2 separate regions of the Mus musculus genome follow, and region 2 is linked to region 1. Evidence: chromatin contacts called from ENCODE Hi-C or POLR2A ChIA-PET data. All regions are on one chromosome and are shown on one strand. Each heading gives the region's core, a stretch centred on a gene start or an enhancer-like site at or near the end of the contact. The rest is flanking DNA. Distances are from core to core; before and after follow the strand shown.

Region 1 (5,979 bases), core at 1,372-3,871:
TATTAGCTGAGAGTTTGAGCCAGAAAAGCAGTGCAGTGAAGTCTGAGCTGTGAAGAAGCAAATGGAACAAGCTGAGTGACTTTGCCACCTCACCCTGTGAGTGACTGGAGTGCTTTCCTAACTGCCCTGGCCTCATGTCCTGTCTCTCTCTGGCCATTCCTGTTATCAGGAAGCCATCTTTAAGGACTTTATGTACCCATCTGAAGGACCATCATTCTTCATTCTCCCTTTTACATCTCCACAGGATGTCCCTTGACATCCCTTTCCATGTTGTCCTAGCTTCCTATCTCTGCCACGGCTGTAACCAGATTACCTCAAGCCCGTGTCCTCTCTCCTGCTCCTGAATTGTTTCCCACCCACTCTGATGTTCTTCCTTTCTCTGTTATTTCAAATGCTTGTTATTTAGTCTGAGTAAATTTGGCTACAAAAAAACGAGAATGTGCATAGCACACAGACTACAGTCCTGGGCTAGCTCTGTGGGGCTGGCTAGAGCTGTGATTCCAACAGTGAAAAGAGTGTGTGTGTATGTGTGTGTGTGTATGTGTGTATGTGTGTATGTGTGTGCGCGCGCGCACGCGTGTTAACTGTAATAGCTTTTGCTACATGATCTATTATTGACTTTGGAAGAACACATTAACTTTTAAACATAAATTGTGTATCACTATTATACAGTAAGAATTAATATTTTAAGGTATGTACATGAAAATAGAGTTTAGATAACTTCATTATTCTAAGAACTAAAATATATAACACAATAGCACCTTATGCAATGGTATATTTTAAAGACAATGCACTTGGAGTTTAAAGAAAACTCTCTATTGTAAGATTCAAAAGACTCCGACTTCTTGATTACTGCACATTTAATAACTTAGAGAAAACCCCCTTTGCCATTTCCATTTTAGCCTTTGTGTGCATGCTGAGATCAGAAGTATTCATAGGCTGGCTTTCCAGCCACTGGGGTGACTCACAAGCCATCCTCTGTGTCTGGTGTATCTGAAGCAAAGGTCCAGAGGGTGGTGAACCAGCCTTTGTGAGTCATAGTGTCACCGAGAGCCGACACTGTTGACTTCTGTCACAATTTGGAGCTTACAATTTTCTTAAACTCATAGTGATGTGTCCAGGTTAAATATAAAGACTGAACAGGGGAGTGAGGCACATGGCCCGAGCTGTTCATGGCCCATAGCGGCAAGTAGTCAGCTCTGTCTCTTCTCCTTCTGATAAAATGCTAAAGTTTGGAGCAATTTAATCTGTTTTTACAACACCTTTCTTATTACACACTTGACTTGGAGCCACAAAAGCAGTGGTGATCTCTGTTGGGGTGAGAATGCACCGTGACTTTTAAGTCTGTGAATTCAGGGAGGTCTACATTCTGTTTACGCCTTTGAGACGCAGTGTGCACTTGCTACACTTCTGCCGTGTGTGTGTGTGTGTGTGTGTGTGTGTGTGTGTGTGTGTGTGTGTGTGAGAGAGAGAGAGAGAGAGAGAGAGAGAGAGAGAGAGAGAAAGGGAGAGAGAGAAAGCGAGCGAGCGCGAGCGCACCCAGAATGTTAAAGGTAGGTGATTTAGGCTTGAAATAGTTTGTCACAGTGTTTGTCTTTTGTGACATAAGTCTTTTATATTCTGTTGTAATTCTGGAAACCAGTATTTAAGATTTTTGTTTTGTTTTAAAGTTACTTAACTCTTTACTGGACTCACAGCAGCCAGTGGCGGCTGATAGACTTCAATCACTTGTAGCCCTGGATGCACAAGCCAGTAGTAAAAGCAACCCTTGAGAGCTGGGAGCATGCAGCCAAGTGCCCACAGTTACTGGTAGCCACTCCCTGCACCCAGCAACCTGGTGGGTATGGGTGGCTGCCCTTATACCTGAGGCAAGGCTCCCCTGGAGTTTCCTAGGCATGGTGCCCTTGCCTCTTTTAAGAGTACTGTTGCTTTGTGAGAATCCATAACTAGTCCACACTTGCCGAGCTATGGTCTCATACAATAGCTTCATTGATTCTTGATTTCCATAGAAAAGCTTTATGGGTTCTAATGAATTACCAGCCGCCCTTCACCTCCTCAGAGAGTGTCTTTGTGTCCTGGGCCTTGCCTTTGGAAAAGGACTTATGTGAGTGATGGGTGCAGAGTAATTAATGAAAGTTGTTATGAAGCAACCAAGCCGGGGAGGGTTGTGTGTGTGTGTGTCTGTGTGTCTGTATGCAGTTTACTGTATTGCTTAGATGCTTAAGTAATCCTGTGTACCTGGGCCTTGTTTCTATACCTCTTCCTACCCTTGTATTTATAATAAATCTTTAACAAATACAATATTGAACATTCTATATCCAAATCTCATGTCAGATCAAATCATGCAAGATCTTGACATTTTTGCTCTCTTTAAGCTGGACCAAGAGAAAATTGCTATATTTTGTAGCCTCAGGAAGACAGTCTGGTTTGTGTAATGTTATACCATTAAATTTTCATCTGTTCCCTAGACTGATTCTTTTTAAGAGTCTACAACTTAAAACCAGAAGAGATTCTGACATCTCTGTGTGTTCTGAAATCCCTGCCAGCTTTAAACTGGTCTAACAGGAAAAATTAAGACCATGACCGGCTGCCCTCAGCACTTACTCCTAACAACAGTCACCCGCTCGTCCCCACGCACCTCCTCACAGCCTCTCTGAGTGGAACCATTAATGCACCCATAGCTGACACTTGCCGAGTGTCAAGCCCAGTTCTGAGTGATTTATGTGCAGCAGCTGACGTGAATGTCCCACTGAAGCCCGCCACAACCCACACAAAGACAGTGCAGACTGCATCGGACACTCTGTGTACGTTGGTGCAATATTAGCTAGTCAAGTAACTGCTACAAAAATAATGCTTTGGGCAGTATCCTAAAATTCTTAGTCCTCAACCACCAGCACAAAGCGCACATTTCTAAATTGAGACAATCTCAACCAGCATGTATTTTGAAAACACTTGAAAGTATGCTGATAATTACACTTGTGTTGATTTCAGTGTGTTTGATGCCAGCCACCACCAATTCTTTCCTGCATCGAAAGATGAAAGCTATTTTCATATAAAACATAAGAGTGGAAAAGGGAGGTGGGAGAAGAACATTCTTGTGGCTTTTTAGTTACTTTTATAGGCAGCGTTAATTTCATTCCTGTGACAGAATGCTTTCCTTGGCACTCACTCTCATCTTAGGCATTTTAATGAGCTGCTGTTTTGTGCCTGTGCTCATATGGCACTAATAAGATGTGTTATTTTTAGTAGCACCTACTGGTGTCACCTTGGGTTAGGACCTGTCATTGTTTCCATTAATTATGTGTTACAGCAGGCGGACACTTGAGTGTATTCAGCCTAGACGTCAGCCAATGTGTATCTGATATATATTCAACCTTGAGAGCCCCGCACTTGGAGAAGACCACATGTGGCCTCACAAGTATTTGTGGCATTGATTAGATGATGAAGCTCACAGTGGTATTTACGTTTGCAATCCTCCATGATGCTGCAATTAACCAAAAAAAAAAAAAAAAGCCAAAACAAAACCTTTTATCATTTTGTTTAAGCTTGCTATTTATTTTGTTCTTTACTGGTTTTCCATGAAGATTCCCTGGCTTTCCTGGAGACAGTCTCTTTAGTGTCTTCTAGAAGGAGGGCTTAGAGGTGGGAGAACCTGAGGCTGAGCCTGATGCTGGCCCCTGGGTTTGCTTTCCTCTGAGAACCCCTTTACCCCACAGGCCGCAGGCAGGCAGGTTTGTGAAAGTCCTACCTCAGTTTCACTTTCATATGAACTAGTGAGTTGGTCCTGTCTTTTGGGGGGGATTTGGGGAAACGTCTGATTTGGCTCTCCAGGGTATTTTTTATAAACACCCTCCTTTCTTTCGTATCGATTGTGTGATATGAGCAGGAAGGAAATTAGACACCGTTTCTGTTCCTTCACCCTTTATCATGTGACTTGAAATGTCCTTTTACTTCCAAGTAAATACGTCTGAACAGGGAACAAGCCGACTGTTTTTCCTGTAATTCACGTGCGGGCATTGTCAGCAGGAGCAGTGGTGTATACTGTCCTTCTAGGGAGTACATATGACCTCAGGACACTGGCACACTCCAGCCCTTCAAGGTCGCTCTCAGGTGTTAGCTCTTCCTTTCCATATTTGGAAGCTCGTTCTGTTGTCTGCTTCTCGGAAGGGTTATGGTGACAGTACTGAATCATGGCTGTGTGGTTGTAAGTTTGTCCTTAAATTTTACTTGTAGTTATTTATTTGGTCTCATTTCTTTTCTTCAGAGTGACCTGGTGTTTGGTTGGTTTTTGTTTTCCTTTCTGGGTGTCTGGATTTCTTTTTCTTTAAATTCCAAAAATTTTACTGTAAGAGTAGATTATTGTGGGTCACTTTCCACAGTTGCCTTGTGGCCTTGAGTTTAAGTTCTCTGGTTTGTAAGTTAAGAGCACACGTTTTTTGGCTTTTCTGTGAATAGACTTAAAACCGAATGACTTGATTTATGACGTGTTTTGAATCTGTTATTCTGATGTCCTTTCTAGACTCTGTGCTTAAGATGTTTGAAATGTAGAAACTGTTAAAGGCAGACCCGAACTGACAGAGATGTGGGCGGTTCCGGCTCTGTATGTGGGTGGGGGTGGGGGTGGGGGGAGGAGGGCTCTGGGCGCCACTCAGGGAAGGCAACTTAGGAGCAAGGTGCTTTCTGAAGCCTCTCGGCTGGAAAATTCCATCTCTGTTCTGTTTTACTCTCACCAAACCCTGGGTTTATATGTTCTCAGCTATATGCTCACAGAATAATACACAGAAAAACAATTACCTATTCGATGATGAGTAACATAGAAAACTCAAGTCAGCTAGTTTCCCCAGACACTGTCTTGAATTTGTTATACAACAAGCTCTCTGTCAAAAACTGCTGGGAAATGCCAAGGAAACATGAGCTGTAGTTTCTGGCTATGTGAAGGTATAACACAAGACACACCAACAATCAGTTGTAAAGCAATATGCAAGAAATAACCCGAACCGCACAGCAGAAGCAAAGGCTTCCGTTGTGTGATGCGTTCATCCGAGAACATCCTGCGCTCCTGTCGCATGCCTGGACCTTCTTTTGATGACACAACGCTTCGCACATCCGGGCTGGAAGTTATGGTGGGAAATGGAGTAACTGAGTTAACTGAATCCATTTTAATACTTTTGTCTGGTTTGTAGGCAGGGACAGGAATGGCTTTGATTGATTTGCATGTGAGCTGTGGTGGTGGTCTTCTTCCTTGAGAACATCGTTCTTATAGTATATCCCCTCAGGCTTTGCAAGTGAGACTGAAGCCTATGACCTACGTTCTGCCAACACTTAATAGGATGATCAAGAGATCCCAGGCCAGTGTGACCTCATCTCTGAATCATTATTCACCAAATTGTGTCTATTTAGACAACTTCATTACTAACTTCATTTCATATCCATGACATACAAAACCCTGAGCAAGGAGTAGAGATTATAAGAATTGGAGAAAAGCAGATTGGAAAACAAAGTTAACGAGGTCCCTATCTCAGGTGCAGGATGAGCGCAGTAGGTCAGCAGTAGCTGTGGGTCTCCTCCAGACTGACGGCAGGACACTGATGCGTTTAGTTCATTCAACTCCGGCTATTTTGTAGAACTGAGGAGACCGTGATTTCTGCGGTTGACGTTCAGATGGTCATCCTGGACAGATAAAGTGTGAAATTAGCATCTGTCTTCTGCTCACAACTCGGCCAGTGTAGGCCACACTGGGTGTGGGTGGTTCCCTGTCTCCTCCATCCAGCACACCCGCCTCTTCTTTTCACTGGTTGGGTTTCTGTTTTCTTCCCTTTAAACATTTGGCTTCAAGAAAAAGTAAGAAGTAAAGTGTTTCAGTATTGGGAATGGTGATTCATAGTTCGAGAGTTTTCCTAACTTTCATTCTCTTGTGAGTTTTTTGGATATTGTGTCCTGGCACTGGGAGAGCATCCGATGTTCCCAGCACCATAGTTA
Region 2 (5,979 bases), core at 1,162-3,661, 340 kb before region 1:
AGGCAGAGAGAGGAGGATCTCTGAGTTCGAGGCCAGCCTGGACTACAAAATGAGCTCCAGGACAGCCAGGGCTACACAGAAAAACTCTGTCTCAGAAACACACACACACACACACACACACACACATGAGCTAATCCATTCTTGTATTTGCCTATCAACTTTAGAATGTTAATTCCAACAACATTCAGCAAGAATTTTGACTGGCACTTTGACCTGTGAAATAAGAAATGTCAAGTCTGAATTTACTGAGGTATGTCTTCATTTCTTCTCATTAATGTTTTTATTGCATGCATTTTCCTTTTAGCCATGTTTAACCCTCAGTATTTCATACTTTTATGCTATTGAGTATGGCATTAAAACTTTCAGTCCCTCACCTGCAAGGCTAAGGTGGGAGGATCAAGGATTGAAAACCAGGGGAACTACAGAGTAAGTCCAAACTGGCCTTAGCTACGCAATGGGACCCTTCCTCAAACAAACCAGATTTTAATTTCTTATCACTCATAGCTAGGAGACAAAGGAATTACGGCCCTTGAAGCCTTGGTTGACCTGTGACTTCCCACAGAAACTAGGCCAACCCCCCAAATCCCCAGTAAACCTTTGCTTCGCCTCCTGAACACCGAGTTTACGGGTGGACATGGCCACACTCAGCCTACACTGGATCCTACACTGATCTTGTATCAAACTTCTATTTTGTCTGGTGTCTCAGATGGAAAGGTAAGTCCAAATTGTGTTGACTGGAAGCAGAAATATCATATATTTTTAAAAAATCTTAATTAAAATTTGGATACCTTCCCCAATATGACTTTGCTTTGCACCAAATTACCTTTTAATTAAGACCTCTTACTATCATTATCACCACTGTTTTGTTATTATTATTGTTGTTTTTTTTATTATTATTCCTTCATGTTTCACTATGTAGCTCTGGCTGTCCTGGAACTCACTACTTAGACCAGGTTGGCCTAGAACTCACAGAAAGCCACTTGCCTGTTTCCCAAGTCCTTGGGATTAAAGGTATGCATCACAATTGTTGAACATTGCAAAGGGCTGTAACCCCTCATTTATGTTAACTGCCTCCTGCAGCCAGAAAAGATGGCAGGAACTCTCTAAGTAGGACAGCATAGGGATCCACTTTCCTGTCTTACTTCTTTCTTCCCTTACAATGATTCATTCCTAAAGGGTGTTGTTTTCTTTTATCTCTCAATTCTGGTACACATGAAAATCATCAGAGAACTATATTCTAAAAGCATAGATTCCTAGTTCATACTCCCTACACCACAGTGAATCCCAATCCAGGAAATCTGATGTGTTTATTTAAGTCATTAGACAGAAGAGTCTTTGGGTCACTCAAATCCAAGCACTTAGGAAATTCTTAAATTGCTAAGCTCTCCTCCCCAGTATTTGAATTCTTTCCTCAGTTCTTGGGCTCTCTCCCTTGTAAAACATACCATTAAAAAGCAGCACACCAATATCACCACACCTGAGGTGCTGGACAGGAGAATTCCTGGAGCTCAATGGTCAGCCAGTCTAGCCAATCTGATGAGCTCCAAGTTCAGTGAGAAACCCTTGCTCAAATTAAAAAAAAAAAAATGTTGGGGGTGATTAAGGCATGCAGACAACTGAGACTGTTCTCCACAGGCATGCACACATGGGCACATGTGAACACACCAAACGTTATTTTCTAGTGTTCTAGAAATGCCACATTTGCTTTTCTTTCTAGAGGAAGCTTGCAGTCAACCAACCTCCCAAGAGAGGCCCCATAACGCTGATCTCCTCAACCCTGGCCACGATTAATTGGATCACAGACCCAGCCAAAGCCAGTTGTGAGCTCAGGCAAGCATGCTAAGCTGTACAGCAGTGCCGAGTGGTACAGCAGTAAGTGTGCCAGGTGGTCCCTGGATTCATTGTGGGAATCTGAAATAGCTAAATCCCAAGAGACTGAGACCAGTTTGATGGGAACAGCCCTCTGGTGGGCACAGCATGACAAATGTGCCAAAGGCTGCCCTTTTGTGAAGTGAAGAGGGGCAATTTCACTGAAGAACTGAAGAAAAAAAACAGGAGGGTCCCCAGGGGACCATGTTCCTTGACATGAGAACCTTGGACACACACCCTTGCCCTCCGGAAATGGCTGCTGGAAGATCCCAGTATCAAGAAGTCAAGGAGAGTACCCATTTCTCTAAGAGCAAAGGAATGGAGGAGTCTTTAGCCAGATTCTACAGAGCAGAGCTGGGCTTTCTTTGCCTGCAAAGGGCCAGAGAGGTTTGTGTGCCATACTGTCCCTGTCACAATTCTTAAAGCTGCCCTGGTATAGAAACAGCTATGGGCAGAACACGGTGAAGCCAACACTTCCAACACTCAGCAGAGCCTGGCAGACAGCTCTGTGTGCCACAATCAGGGGTGTGCATTAGATTCTATTTACAAAAAGATGTCAGTGCATTATAAAGGAGAAGCAAAAGCATCCAGTGGCGCCCCAAAGTTATAATCTCTGATGTATCGCAGTCCTGTGACGCTACAGAGGTGTTCTTATTTCTTGTGAAACGTCAGACTGCAAGCTTCACAGGAGACAGCCATGATCACATCCCATTCATAGCTCCCCCATCCGAATGTTATCTTGTAATATGAAATTGCCATTTTAAAATTGTACCCTGGTATTCTAAATACAGGGTTGATGAAGATCTGCTGGTAAAGAACTAGTTTCACTACCAACCTCAAGGAGGACATCCCTCATTCACAAGAGAGATAAAAACCTGGATTATACCCCAATGTGGGCCTGAGAACGTCATCTTCCTGTGTGACAAGAACACCCACCACACTGTGATGAGAGGTTTGAAAATAATTCCAATTTACATAAAGCGATTATACAACATCAGAGAGGGGGAGGGGGAGAGAGAGAGAGAGAGAGAGAGAGAGAGAGCTCTTTAAACTCATGTCTGCCTGTTCAAGTCTACAGTTCAGTTCATATCATACCCACCAATGTGGCGAGAGCACAGCGTATTTTTGGTTATTCCGTAGAAAACCAAGGGTAGTAACTGACAGAGTCAAGTCCTAGAGTGGGAAATCACTCCTTTTAGAAATTACGTTGAGGGGCTGGTGAAATGGCTCGGCTTTTGAAGACTAGGCTTACAACCCAAACATTAAGAAACCATCTTGACTCATTGATGGAGAGATGCTCATTCTGTAATGTGCTCACCATGGAAGCACGAGTTAGAGCCCAGAACCCTTTAAGAAATGCTGGGCAGGATAGCAGGGACAAGTCGATCCCTGGGGTCCGCTGATCAGCTGCTCTATTCCAACTGGTGAGCACCAGGCTATTGAGAGACTCTGCTCCCCCTCGACCCAAAAGGTAGGCAGAGCATGGAGAAAAACATTGGAGGCCGTCCTCTGGCCTCACACATGTACAAAAGCATCAAAGATCATATCACAACCATACAGAAATCTATAAACATGGAGATGCAGTCACTGTGTATTTCTAAGTAGAAATACATCTGAGTGATGATATGATGGTGCACACCTTTAATCCCGGCACTTGGGAGGCAGAGGAAGGAGGATTTCTGTGAGTTTGGGACCACCCTGGTCTACAAAGCAAGTTCCAGGACAGCCATGTCTCAAAATTAAAGAAAGAAGACGCTGAGATAATCTTTAAAGATTCAACAGAGAAGTCTCGATGAGCGGCGGCGGCACGCACAACGTGGACACAGGACACGCAGTGGGATGCATAGCATGCTTCAATCTACTTCCAAACTGATATACATTAATAACCAAGAGCCCTACCACAAAGCCATATAATGACATCTGCTCTTATAACAGCAGACAAACTGGCAAGAAGGAGCCAGACATAAATAACTGAAGAGAAGTAAGGAGATTGTGGTCCAGCAGGCGGGGAAGGAAACAGTGGAGGTCAGCGTGCTGGGAAGCACCTCACCCTGATGTCCTCTGGCGCTCAAGATCACCTCCCAGTAGCATCTTCGTGTCAATCACACATTGATAAACACTGGTAATGGGACTGCTTGAGAGAAATGGTTCTCTGAGGAATTCATCTGGCTTTTAAGTGTAGCTCCATTACAGGATTACATGGCGCCACCAAGTCCAATACCCAAGAAGAGAGAACAGAAAATGGGACCCAAGTTGCTCGGGCAAAATGACAAAGGAGACGGTTCTGATTCTGTGGCAGCAGATAATATTTCCTCCTTCCCAAGAGCTATGGTGCATTTTTAAAAAGCAAACGGAATAAAGATGTGGGCGGGAAGTTCTTCCGTGGGATAAGCAGATGGGGAGGAAGAAAATCGAAAGCAGGTGAACTGCCAGAGAAAAACGGCAGTCCCGGAGAAAAACATCAAAATGCGAGCATTCATTATATGCCAGTCTTCGGGAAATGAGGGGTAACAAACCAGAAAAATAGTAATTTAGTGTAGGTTGGGCAAGTGATTCTTTGCCCAAAGGCAACGAAAGAGAGAAGCAAGCATCTTTAAATGCTGGCAATTACGCAGATGGCAGAAAAAAAAGAAAGACTGAGTTTCATTCCCGCATAGTAAGGGAGGGTACTGGGAAGGTAGAGCAATCTGAAGTGTTTACAGTTTTGACATAGCCTACAGCTCAGCAGGCATTCAGAACACATTATCTGCGCTGTGAAAATTTACCCTCAGAAATTACTGAAATTAATCAAGAAGTTAAACATTTATTAAAAACAAGCTTGGAAGTTACAGGAGAAAGGTCAATTGAGAGGAGCCAAGCCAGACGGAGTGTGCGTGCTTCTGCCTGTGAAATGCACTGTTTGCTTAGGAGCAAAGGTTCATGAGCAAATGAAGCATGTGGAGACTCATGCGCATTCCCTTTGGGGACTCTCGTCTGCACTTGGGAAAACAGCTGCTGCTGTCAGCAGTCCTTGAAAAGAGCAGCTGATGCAACCCTTAACTGACCTGGGGCCCTTGACCCCTCTGTGACGTTAATACTCCGCTTGAGCATTTGGGCAACATTGCAGATTAAATACAGCCCCAGGTTGTTCAGGCCTCAGTTACCAAGGTCTAGACTCCAACGTCCAGGTAGTCTGCCCCTCCCCACACCCTTTACGCCACAGGGTAAGCACACAGGAGACCTCTGAGCCCACACAAGGAGGCTCTGCTTTGCTGCCTTAACCCAGAAAGAGAAATAAGCTACGGGGAGGCAAACACTCAAGAGAGATTTTCCTCATGATCCCTAATGCACCCCTGGGGGGGTATTGTTGGGGGGGGGGGAGGTAGAACTAGGATTCAACAGGAAGAACTTCCTCCCATATTATACCAAAATGAGGACATCTAGAACTGTCCCATGGCCAAGAGGAAGAAGCCGTAAGGAGAGTGCCCTGCCTCATTTTTACCAAATCACCTTTGCACAAGAACCACCATACTGGTGTCTTAGAACTTTTTGTGGCTTTTGTGTGTGTTTGTTTCCAGTACTGGGAATTGCACCCAGGACCTTGCACGTACTAAGAAAGCATGCTTCCACTACTCCTTGCCCTGGAGCAATACTTCATGGAAAGCAATGAGATCACTTTTCAAAGCTGTCCCTTTAGCATCTTTCTGTTAGCCTAGAACTTACATCTTGGAGCTGCGTGGGACTCTGAAGGGTCTGTGTGGGGAAACAAAAGAAAATTATCCATAAGCTGGAGAGCTAGAAATATCTCTGTTCAAATGTAGACTTTGTCACTTACGAGCAGTGTGATCAAGGGCAAGATGCTCATCCACCAGACCTCAGTTTCATCATTTGCAAGACAGAAGTCTACATTCTGCAAAGGCTTGATGCAATGGCTTATGGGAGCTAATGTGTTTAGAATAGTTACAGTAGCTCAGAACACCCTCCCCTAGGAAACAGTAGCTGGTGCTATTAACTCTCATGATTGTTAAGTACACAAGAATTTTGTAACACAATTTTTCTCTAAATGTTGTTCATTTTAAATGCTGATGTGAACGTCAGTCTGACTCACACTATGCATCCTCTGTGCTTTGT

What was found. A loop is a pair of places that touch in the nucleus more often than their neighbours do. ChIA-PET counts read pairs that join two places held with the same protein, here RNA polymerase II (POLR2A).
Region 2: a loop to region 1 is called in a map of left cerebral cortex, with 2.4 times the contacts of the local background. The contact joins two enhancer-like sites. A Hi-C loop is called at or near these places in 1 of 37 maps with a recorded cell type or tissue (left cerebral cortex). POLR2A ChIA-PET finds 5 or more read pairs at or near these places in 1 of 5 experiments (Patski).

What each region holds. Positions count from the first base shown.
Region 1 is chr13:63,242,755-63,248,733 of GRCm38, forward strand. The region is part of intron 13 of Aopep (aminopeptidase O); the gene reads left to right. Among named protein-coding and RNA genes, the nearest start is that of Gm16907, 51 kb to the right of the region's middle. Within about 2 kb of position 2,622, at least 2 of the 3 ENCODE cell types and tissues checked have a DNase peak (open chromatin) inside an H3K27ac peak, as active enhancers do; they include left cerebral cortex, where a contact is called at or near this core.
Region 2 is chr13:62,903,443-62,909,421 of GRCm38, forward strand. No RefSeq gene overlaps it. Among named protein-coding and RNA genes, the nearest start is that of Gm40981, 11 kb to the right of the region's middle. Within about 2 kb of position 2,412, at least 1 of the 3 ENCODE cell types and tissues checked has a DNase peak (open chromatin) inside an H3K27ac peak, as active enhancers do; it is left cerebral cortex, where a contact is called at or near this core.